Regions from separate parts of the Homo sapiens genome. Here region 2 is linked to region 1. A link is a loop called in an ENCODE intact Hi-C map of the cell type or tissue named here. Cell type or tissue: OCI-LY7. All regions are shown on one strand. Links, peaks and the distances in the headings refer to the core of each region. The heading gives the core; the rest is flanking DNA. Region 1 overlaps CDKN2C (cyclin dependent kinase inhibitor 2C). Region 2 has its middle 15 kb from the start of MIR4421.

What was found. Hi-C counts contacts between places; a loop is a spot of excess contacts. Peaks named below come from ENCODE experiments on the same cell type or tissue, not always from the same donor. Only the 100,000 strongest peaks of a DNase experiment are listed, where the experiment ranks them.
Region 2: it touches region 1 in a loop (2.4-fold over the local background); 5 of 110 quality-filtered maps call a loop at or near these places.

The regions. Positions count from the first base shown.
Region 1 is chr1:50,974,453-50,978,847 of GRCh38, reverse strand. CDKN2C (cyclin dependent kinase inhibitor 2C) reads right to left here. Exons shown (of 2, transcript NM_078626.3): 2 at 4,214-4,395. Among named protein-coding and RNA genes, the nearest start is that of CDKN2C, 6.4 kb to the right of the region's middle. RefSeq lists a cis regulatory region at 1-85, silencers at 517-736, 757-816, 1,047-1,216 and enhancers at 1,367-1,446, 1,537-1,646, 1,717-2,006, 2,347-2,396. In OCI-LY7, for the core only: a CTCF peak has its summit at 2,512; DNase peaks (open chromatin) are centred at 487, 817, 1,217, 1,677 and 1 weaker place; H3K4me3 peaks cover 3,196 bases; H3K27ac peaks cover 2,026 bases.
Region 2 is chr1:51,042,518-51,046,912 of GRCh38, reverse strand. No RefSeq gene overlaps it. Among named protein-coding and RNA genes, the nearest start is that of MIR4421, 15 kb to the left of the region's middle. In OCI-LY7, for the core only: a CTCF peak has its summit at 1,877 (motif pointing right); a DNase peak (open chromatin) is centred at 1,892.

The DNA.
Region 1 (4,395 bases), core at 152-4,151:
TTGAGGATTAAAGACACCACAGAAAATTCCAAACCCACATCCTAACACCTGAAGCTCGCACAATGTTTCTAGAGCAAATGACAAAACATTTCACTGGAACCTTAATTTAGCAAGTCTGTGTCCAGATCTGGGGATTTTTTTTTAATTGTTTTGAGGCGTCGCTGATGATCCCTACAGTACTCGATTTTCAAAACTATTTCGGGTTGAAAAAAGACCCCTTTCTAGGTGTTTTGCGCACCCGAGCCCTGCAGTTCACGGTGTTTCGGGAGGAGGGTCTTTCGGAATTGAACGTGCATTGTCAGTCCTGGGCGTCTAGTAATTTGTGGGGTTGGGGGGGGGACCGACAAAACCATAGGTCAACTTCCCGAATAGTCTGAGGGGCTAAGAAGCCAGAGAGGCATTTGCCTCCTCGCAACTGGACGCGAGGCTCAGAGCCCGGCTGTCCTCAGCTGTCATGGGGGGAGGGGAAGGGAGTGCTGGCATCGAGGTCGGGCGCCGTTTGCTCAGCCTCCCCGCTGCGTCCCGCCGCCAGCTCACCTCCGCGAAGAGCTAGGCACTCACCGGCCCGCTGGCCCTTGCTCCCTGGCCGCCCTCCGGCCCCGGTCCTCAGGCACAGGTCGCCAGAACCGTCCAGTGGGATGGCTGCCGCCTCCTCGGGGACCGCTGCCTGAGGGCCAGGACCGGGGTCGCCTGGCCGCCCGGGGAACCCGCAGCTCCCGGGGCGCTGCGCCGGCGGCCGGGAGGCGCCGGCGCCCGCTCCCCCTCCCCGCCCCCCCGCTCCCGCCTCCTGCCCGCGGCGCGGTGCTCCTGCTCGCCCCGGCCGGCCGCGCGGCCGCGCACACACTCACTCCGAGGGCGCCTCCAAGGTTACCCGCGGGTGGGGGCTGGGGCAGACTCCGGCCACTGGCCTCCTTCGCTGCTTTCCTATCGCCGCGGCCCTTCTGCCGCTCCAGGGCCACTGGGATCCAAATCCTAACGCAGAAGACACTCCAAAGTCCGGGGAGGGAAGTCAAGCTGAGAGGCAGGCCGGCATCTGGGCAGGGGGCGGCCTTAGTTGCCTCCGGGTGCCCGGACAGCCGGGTCAGGCGAGGTCGCGGCAGGAGGGGGCTGTGACTCCGGCGGGCGCGCTCCGTACAGCGCAAGCTGGGCTGGGGGCAGCGCGCGGGGGCTGCAGGCAGCACCGAGGCGCCCGAGGCGCCCCGGGCCCGTAGGGGGGCAGAGACAAGCGGGCTGCCAAACCTGCCGAGGAAACTAACTAAATAAAAGGAGACTGTTATTTAAGGCGCGGAAATTTGAAATATTTGGACAGGAAGAGAAAAGAAAAGAAACCTTAGCGAGGGAGGGGGAAAAAACGCGAGCTAACGGTTTTGAAGCTCCCCCACCCCCACCCCTGGCTTTTCTGCGCGCCCTGAGGGAGCTCTGGGCTCCAGCTTCCTATCACTAGGGCCCCGGGAGTTGGAGCTGGAGTCTGGAGAAGGAGTTTCAGAGGGACAGAAAAGATGTCTTCGCAGCCCCTCCGTGGAAGGCTTGGGTTGGCTATGGGCAGAGCTTTACCCGGGGTCTCAGGTGGGAAATTTGTTTCCTGCCTCTCACTAGGTTCCTGCGTGGAGCTGTTTTCATGGGACTGCCATATAAAAGCAGAACAGTCTCCAGAGACCGAGACAGGGACTTTCCCCCGTAGCCTTTTGATGAAGGTTGCTTAGGGCAGCCAGGAAGGCTGTGAGCACGACCTTTTCTTGCTCCAGCACTGTGACTGCCCGGCGCCTATGGACTATTTACTTCTACCCCCGGCAAAAGCCGAAAGCACCTTTTTGGGAACTGAGATTTCGAAACCAGTCCTGGGCCACGGACTCCATCCACAACGTTCTTTTGATCAATACGATAAGGGAAATACATCATATTGCTTTCTCGGGACAGAATACTTAACCTACTTATTGATCAGTCGCCCATTGTGGTGTGTGTGTACATGAACTCATCACACCGTTGCAAGATGCATAATGTTTATCAGAAAACTTAATTCACTACCAAAATGTGATAAAAGACACTTTGTTTAGCAGTTCGGGGACCAGAACTTGAACCGAGGTCATGTTAGTGCCCTCCACCCCCAGGTGTAAGCCTGGCTTCAGCTTCCTGGGCAAAGGCTGAGACCAAGTTTCCCGACGTGAATGTGGACGCAGCGGTGAAGAACTGAATTTGAGAGCGCATCCTCTGCTTTGTATCCTCCATCCTTACAACAGCGTCGTCTCCTGGAGCTCTGGACACTCCATTAATTAGCACTTGCATCCCCACTCTCTGCATCTGAATAAGTTCAGACCCCTCCCTCCCCACCTCAGGTCGCTGAAAAATAGGTCCCCAGCAGCACCGTTTCATCCATCCTATACATTTCGGCATGTTCAAGAGGCTTACAGAATATTGTTGAGGTTTTTGAGATTGAATAATGGCTTTTCATATTTCCTAGAGGGGACCACATAACTCATTTCTAAAATACTTAGATTAGCAAAGCTACTTCCCGCACAGAGCTAGAGTAATATGGCGATGTTTTAATGCCTAACAACTTTTAGACTGATGAAAAGATAGAGCGTCCTCTCCCTCTATTGTGCTCCGACCACCCGAGAACAAAGCAACTGCAGAAGTAACTCCTCTTTTGCTTTATGAATGTCCTATGCTTTTATATTTGAAATCTCTAAAGGGAAATTTTATTCTATTAAATAAAGTAAATGCCGAGACATGTTGGATGCTGTGAAGTCCATTAAACTGGATTTTAAAATCATGACCGTCCATCTTTACAGTTGTAACTTGTAAGAGGGTTTTTTAAAAAAATTACTTTCAGTTAGTGTTCTGTTAAAAAATATTCGGCTTATCAAAGTAGTATATTTTGTATATTGACTCCATTTTAGAATCCAAAATATGACACTTTTACTTCAAAACCACCTCAATCTCTGTTTTTCTTAAATAAGTGTTTCAATTTTGTTGCCATCAAAAATAAATTTATTTAGTAATTTGTGGTTAAAGGTGTCAGAGGATGAGGTCTTTTTGCACTTAGGGAATGTAAATTTTACTGCAAAATTAAAAGGATTAATCTTTTCTTTCTATATTCTTTTATACTATCATGGAAAATAAATTATTGAAAACCACTTGCCTGCCACCCAGCCATTCCAATCCTTGTTAGGTCAGGCATCAGAACCATGTCCTTCAATAAACCTTGAGGCATTTTATTCTTTTTGGAGTGAGGGCAGAGAGCTTATGAAGTAGGAGGGAACGTTCACATAAAACATCTTTGATCATGTGGTAGATGATGAATAAAGTATGTATGAATTTGCAAATGATAACTGTATTGAAATCTGTTGTTGAAAAGTGTAAATTAAAATGACCAAGTAGTAGATGCTAGAAAATTGTCTTGGAAATTTAATATTTCTACTTCCTTAAAAAAAATTTAAAAATTAAAAAATTTTTTTTAGGTAAATGTGCTCCTAAAAAGATTGTATACTCTTTTACTAAAAAGTTTTGTGGAAATTAAGTACCATTTGTGGGAGTTGCTCATTTATTATTTTAAAACTTTCTACATTTATTATTCTGCAAATTCTGAAATAGTTATGACCTTTATATGTAATTTATACATTTGTCTCGCTGTTTTTCATTGCCTAAAGATTGATATTTGCACTTTAATGCTTAAACATTTTGTAATTTTACATTTCTTACACTCAGGGAGAAAAAGTCCACATTACACTTAGTGTATTTATGATATAATTTTGGGAAGTGTATTATTTAACCATTTGCTTCATTTTGTGATTAAAAATCCATTAGTGGTAAGCATTTTTAAGGTGGCATTTTCTTTTAAAACTTTAGAGCTAAAATATGTTTTCAGATTGCTACTTCTGAACTCTGTCCTTCAACTATTTGACTTAATGTCGAGAAAAAGGGAAGATTGGACATTAAGGGAAATTCACACTGAAATTTCAGGCTTAATCTTCAAAAAAAAAAAAAGTTGTCCTTATTTTGTTTTAAAGCAGAAATACTAGGCACCAAGGTGGACGGGACATGGGTAAAGGATGAAAACAACTGAATCATCAAGAGAGTATGTCTAGTTTTCCAGTTGGTCTACCTTTTCTAGTGTAAAGACTTAAGACATTCAATAACTTTTAGTACAGTTCTCCTTAGCAAGTGATAAGTTGTGTATGGGTTCTAAAGGAGGGAAAATCACAGAAAAATGTTGTCCTGTTTTGAAAGTGTTTTAATTAGACAAAAGCATCAGGACAAACCATTTTAAAAACAAAGTCTTCAACTTGGGTGTTGAGATTGGCAAAAGGGGAAGCAAGGGAAAAGCCAAGGAAAGATAAAATATTCAGAAGAAAGTCAAAGTTATCTGCAATTACATGTTAGAACAGATTTTGCAGG
Region 2 (4,395 bases), core at 118-4,117, 68 kb before region 1:
ATGTAACTACCAAGAGTCTCAATTTTACTCATCTGCAAAGTAGAAATAAAAATACCAACTCAAGGCTGGGTGCAGTGGTTCACGCCTGTAATCCCAGCACGTTGGGAGGCCGAGGCGGGCAAATCACTTGAGGTCAGGAGCTCGAGACCAGCCTGGCCAATATGGTGAAACCCCGTCTCTACTAAAAATACAAAAATTAGCCAGCTATGGTGGCAGGTGTCTGTAATCCCAGCTACTCAGGAGGCTGAGGCATGAGAATCTCTTGAACCCAGGAGATGGGGGTTGCAGTGAGCCGAGATCACACCACTGCACTCCAGCCTGGGCGACAGAGCAAGACTCCGTCTCAAAAAAAAACCCTCAAAAGATTGTTGGAAGGAATTGTATTAGATAATGTATCTAAATGCCTAGCTTATAGTAGGGTCTACAATAAAGGCTATTTCTCCTTTCTCCTTTGTGTAAATATAGTAATGAAAAGTTTTTTCCTTTTTAAAAAATTTTAAAAATATATTTTATTTTATTTTATTTTATTTTGTATTATAACTTGACGGACTCTTGCTCTATTGCCCAGGCTGGAATGCAGTGGCACAGTCATAACTCACTGCAGCCTCAAACTCCTGGACTAAAGCAATCTTCCCGCCTCAGCCTGCTGAGTAGCTGGGACTGCAGGTGCATGCTACCTCACCCAGTTAATTAAAAAAAAAAGTTATAGAGATAGAGTTTCAATTTGTTGCTCAGACTGGCCTCAAACTCCTGGCTTCATGTATTCTTCCTCCCTCAGCCTCACAAAGTGCCAGGATAACAAGTATGAGCCCAACTGAAAAGTTTTAAATGTAATTGTAAACTCTAAATACCGAAGCCTTTTAATGAAAGTGTTACAAAAAAAAGTATTCTATAATCTTCTTGAAAAATTATATTAATTGCACCCATGATTTGATTTTTGAAAAGTGGTTCATAACCAGTCGTTGATTAAACTGAGATTTAAAGTTTCTTTTTTCCATTAAAAAAAACTACTTTGTATATGCCCATTTTTTACAGATCCTAAAGTTAAATCAAAATAAAAGCCCAGGCCCAATGACTTATGCCTGTAATCTTAGCAGTTTGGGAGGCTGAGGCGGGCGGGTCACCTGATGTCAGGAGTTTGAGACCAGCCTGGCCAACATGGTGAAACCCTGTCTCTATTAAAAATACAAAAATTACCCGGGCGTGGTGGTACATGCCTGTAATCCCAACCACCCAGGAGGCTGAGGCAGGAGAATCACTGGAACCTGGCAGACAGAGGCTGCGGTGAGCCAAGATCCCGCCACTGCACTCCCGCCTGGGTGACAGAGCAAGACTCTGTCTCAAAAAATAAAATAAAATAAAATAAAATAAAAACAGTAGCAAACAAATACACATTTGCATTTATATATGTAAACACACATATACATACACTATACACACGAAAATATATCAAACTAAAATATCCACTTGATGTGTTAAGCACCACTGGCCAGTTTTAATTTTTTTTTTTTTCCTGAGACAGGGTTTTGCTCTGTTGCCCAGGCTGGAGTGCAGTGGCATGATCATGGCTCACTGTAGCCTCGAACTCCTGGGCTCAAGCAATCCTCCAGCCTTGGTCTCCCAAAGCACTGGGATTACAGGCGTGAGCCATGGCACACAGCCTGAAATTTCATATAAACAATTTAACCATGCTAGAACTATTTCAATCGTTTATTTATATAGTTGAAGCACTTTGAAAGTGAGGATAATTACTTACAAGCATTTCATTTTATTAACTTAAACATTCTTTAATGTTCTTTTTTTTGTAAATAACTTTCATTTACAACATTTCCAAATAAATATTTGTATAGCCCGACTATTTAATAAATATCCACAAGATGGTGCCATGGTTAACATGTTAACATGGGAATTTAAGAATTAAAACGTAGAAGTGTTTGACGCATCATTGTATATGACAAAATTACCATCAATTTTTATGCTCTTATTATAATAATACTCACTTATGCATTTCAGATGTTCAAATTACTGCATTTCATTACCAAAATTTTTTATTATTTGTAAACATATATTTCCTCATATGGAATATTAAGTAATAAAATGATATGCAAGTTGCAAACACAAACATAAATTGGACCTTTTATACTTCATAGATTAATGGGTATGTTTTTAATGATCTCCTCAATTTTTAATGCCAAGATTTAAAATAATATTCAAATGGCATCCCATTAACTAGTTTATGTTAAACCTAGTTATTGGCAAGGTCTTTGCTAGCTACAGACTGAACTGAATCCCTCCTAGATTCATTTGTTGAAGTCCTAACCCTCGATGTGATATTTGGAGATGAGACTTTTGGGAGGTAAATTTAATCAGTTCTTGAGAGTGGAGTTCTCATGATGGAATTAGTGCCTTTATAGGAAGAGACACCAGAGAGCTTGCTTTCTCTCTCTCCACCATGGAGAACATAGCCAGAAGATAGCCATCTGCTTGCCAGGAGGAGATCCCTTACCAGAAACTGACTGTGCTGGCACACTGATGTCAGACTCTCAGCCTTCAGTACTGTGAGAAGATAAATGTCTGGGCCAGGTGCAGTGGCTCATGCCTGTAATCCTAGAACTTTGGGAGGCTGAGGCAGGAGGATCACATGAGGCCAGGAGCTCGAGACCAGCCTAGGCAACATAGTGAGACCCCCGTCTCTACAAAAAAAAATTTTTTTAATTAGCCTAGCATGGTAGCTCACACCTGTAGTCCCAGCTCTTTGAAGGCTGAGGCAGGAAGATCGCTTAAGCCCTAGAGTTCAAGGCTGTCATGATTGCCACTGCATTCCAGCCTGGACAACAAAGTGAGACCCTTTCTCTAAACCAAAACAACAAAACAAAACAAAAAATAACAAGAATGCTACAAAGTCTTGTGTACCCCTCACTCAAATTCCCTACTTGTAAATGTTCTGCTACTTAAAAAAAAAATCATCTTTCTCCCTTTCACTTTCTCTCTCTCCCTACATGCACACACATACATACATATTTAGGATATATAAGTATATTTGTGCATGTACGGATAGAATTTCCTGAGTCACTTGAGATTGAGAGTTATAATGTTCCAAAATACTTCTGTGTATATTTCCTAAGAATAAGAAAACTCATGCTTCTATATTCACAATACAATCAGCAAATTTAGGAGATTTAACATCAATACATTAGTATTATCTAATATACAGTCCATGTTCAATTTTTGCCAATTTTCTAGTAATGTTTCTTATGGCATTTTTTTCCCTTGATTCACAATTTAATCTAGGCTTACACCTTGCATTTTGTTGCTACAGCTCTTTCATCTCCTTTTAATCTGGAATGATTTTCATCCTTTCTTTGTCTTTCATGATACTGATATTTTTAAAGCATACAGCCCAGTTGTCTTGCAAAATATCCCTCAATTTTGATTTGTCTGATGTTTCCTCATGATTAGATTCATGTTATACATTTTTGGCCAAATACTACATGATATGGTTTGGCTCTGTGTCCCTACCCAAATCTCATGTCAAATTGTAATTTCCAATGTTGAGGGGGTGGACCTGGAAAGAAGGTGATTGGATCATGGGGGTGGATTTCCCCCTTGCTGTTCTTGTGATAGTGAATGAGTTCTCATGAGATCTGGTTGTTTAAAAATGTGTAGCACTTCCTGCTTCACTAGCTCTCTCCTGCCGCCACGTGAAGATGGGCTTGCTTCCCTTCCATCATGATTGTAAGTTTCCTGAGACTTCCAGAGCCATGCTTTTTGTACAGCCTGTGGAACTACGAGTCAATTAAACCCTTTTCTTTGTAAATTACCCAGTCTCAGATAGTTCTTTATAACAGTGTGAGAATGAACTAATACAATACATAAGTGATCATGTCAGTTTGCCCCATAATCTGTAAGTAATTTGTAAGGACATAGTTGGAGACTATGTAAATATATTGTTTCTCTTCAATCTTCCTTCCTTCCTTCCTTCTTTCCTTCCTTGCTTCCTTTCTTTCTTTTTTCTTTCTTTCTTTTTCTTTTTGTTTTTTGAGACAGGGTCTTGCTCCATCACTCAGGCTGGAGTGCAGTGGCACAATCTCAGCTCACTGCACCCTCTATTTCCTGGGTTCTAGTGATCCTCCTGCCTCAGCCTCCTGAGTAGCTGAGACTACAGGCATGCACTGCCATGCCTGGCTAATTTTTGTATTTTTTGTAGAGATGGGGTCTCACTATGTTGCCCAGGCTGGTCTCAAACTCCTGGGCTCAAGTGATCCACCCACCGTGGCCTCTCAAAGTGCTGGGATTACAGGCGTGAGCCACCATGCCTGGCCCAAACTTTCATTGAATAGTTTTAGCATCCATGGATGATTCTTGCCTGAACCAGTTATTACTATAATTCTTGCA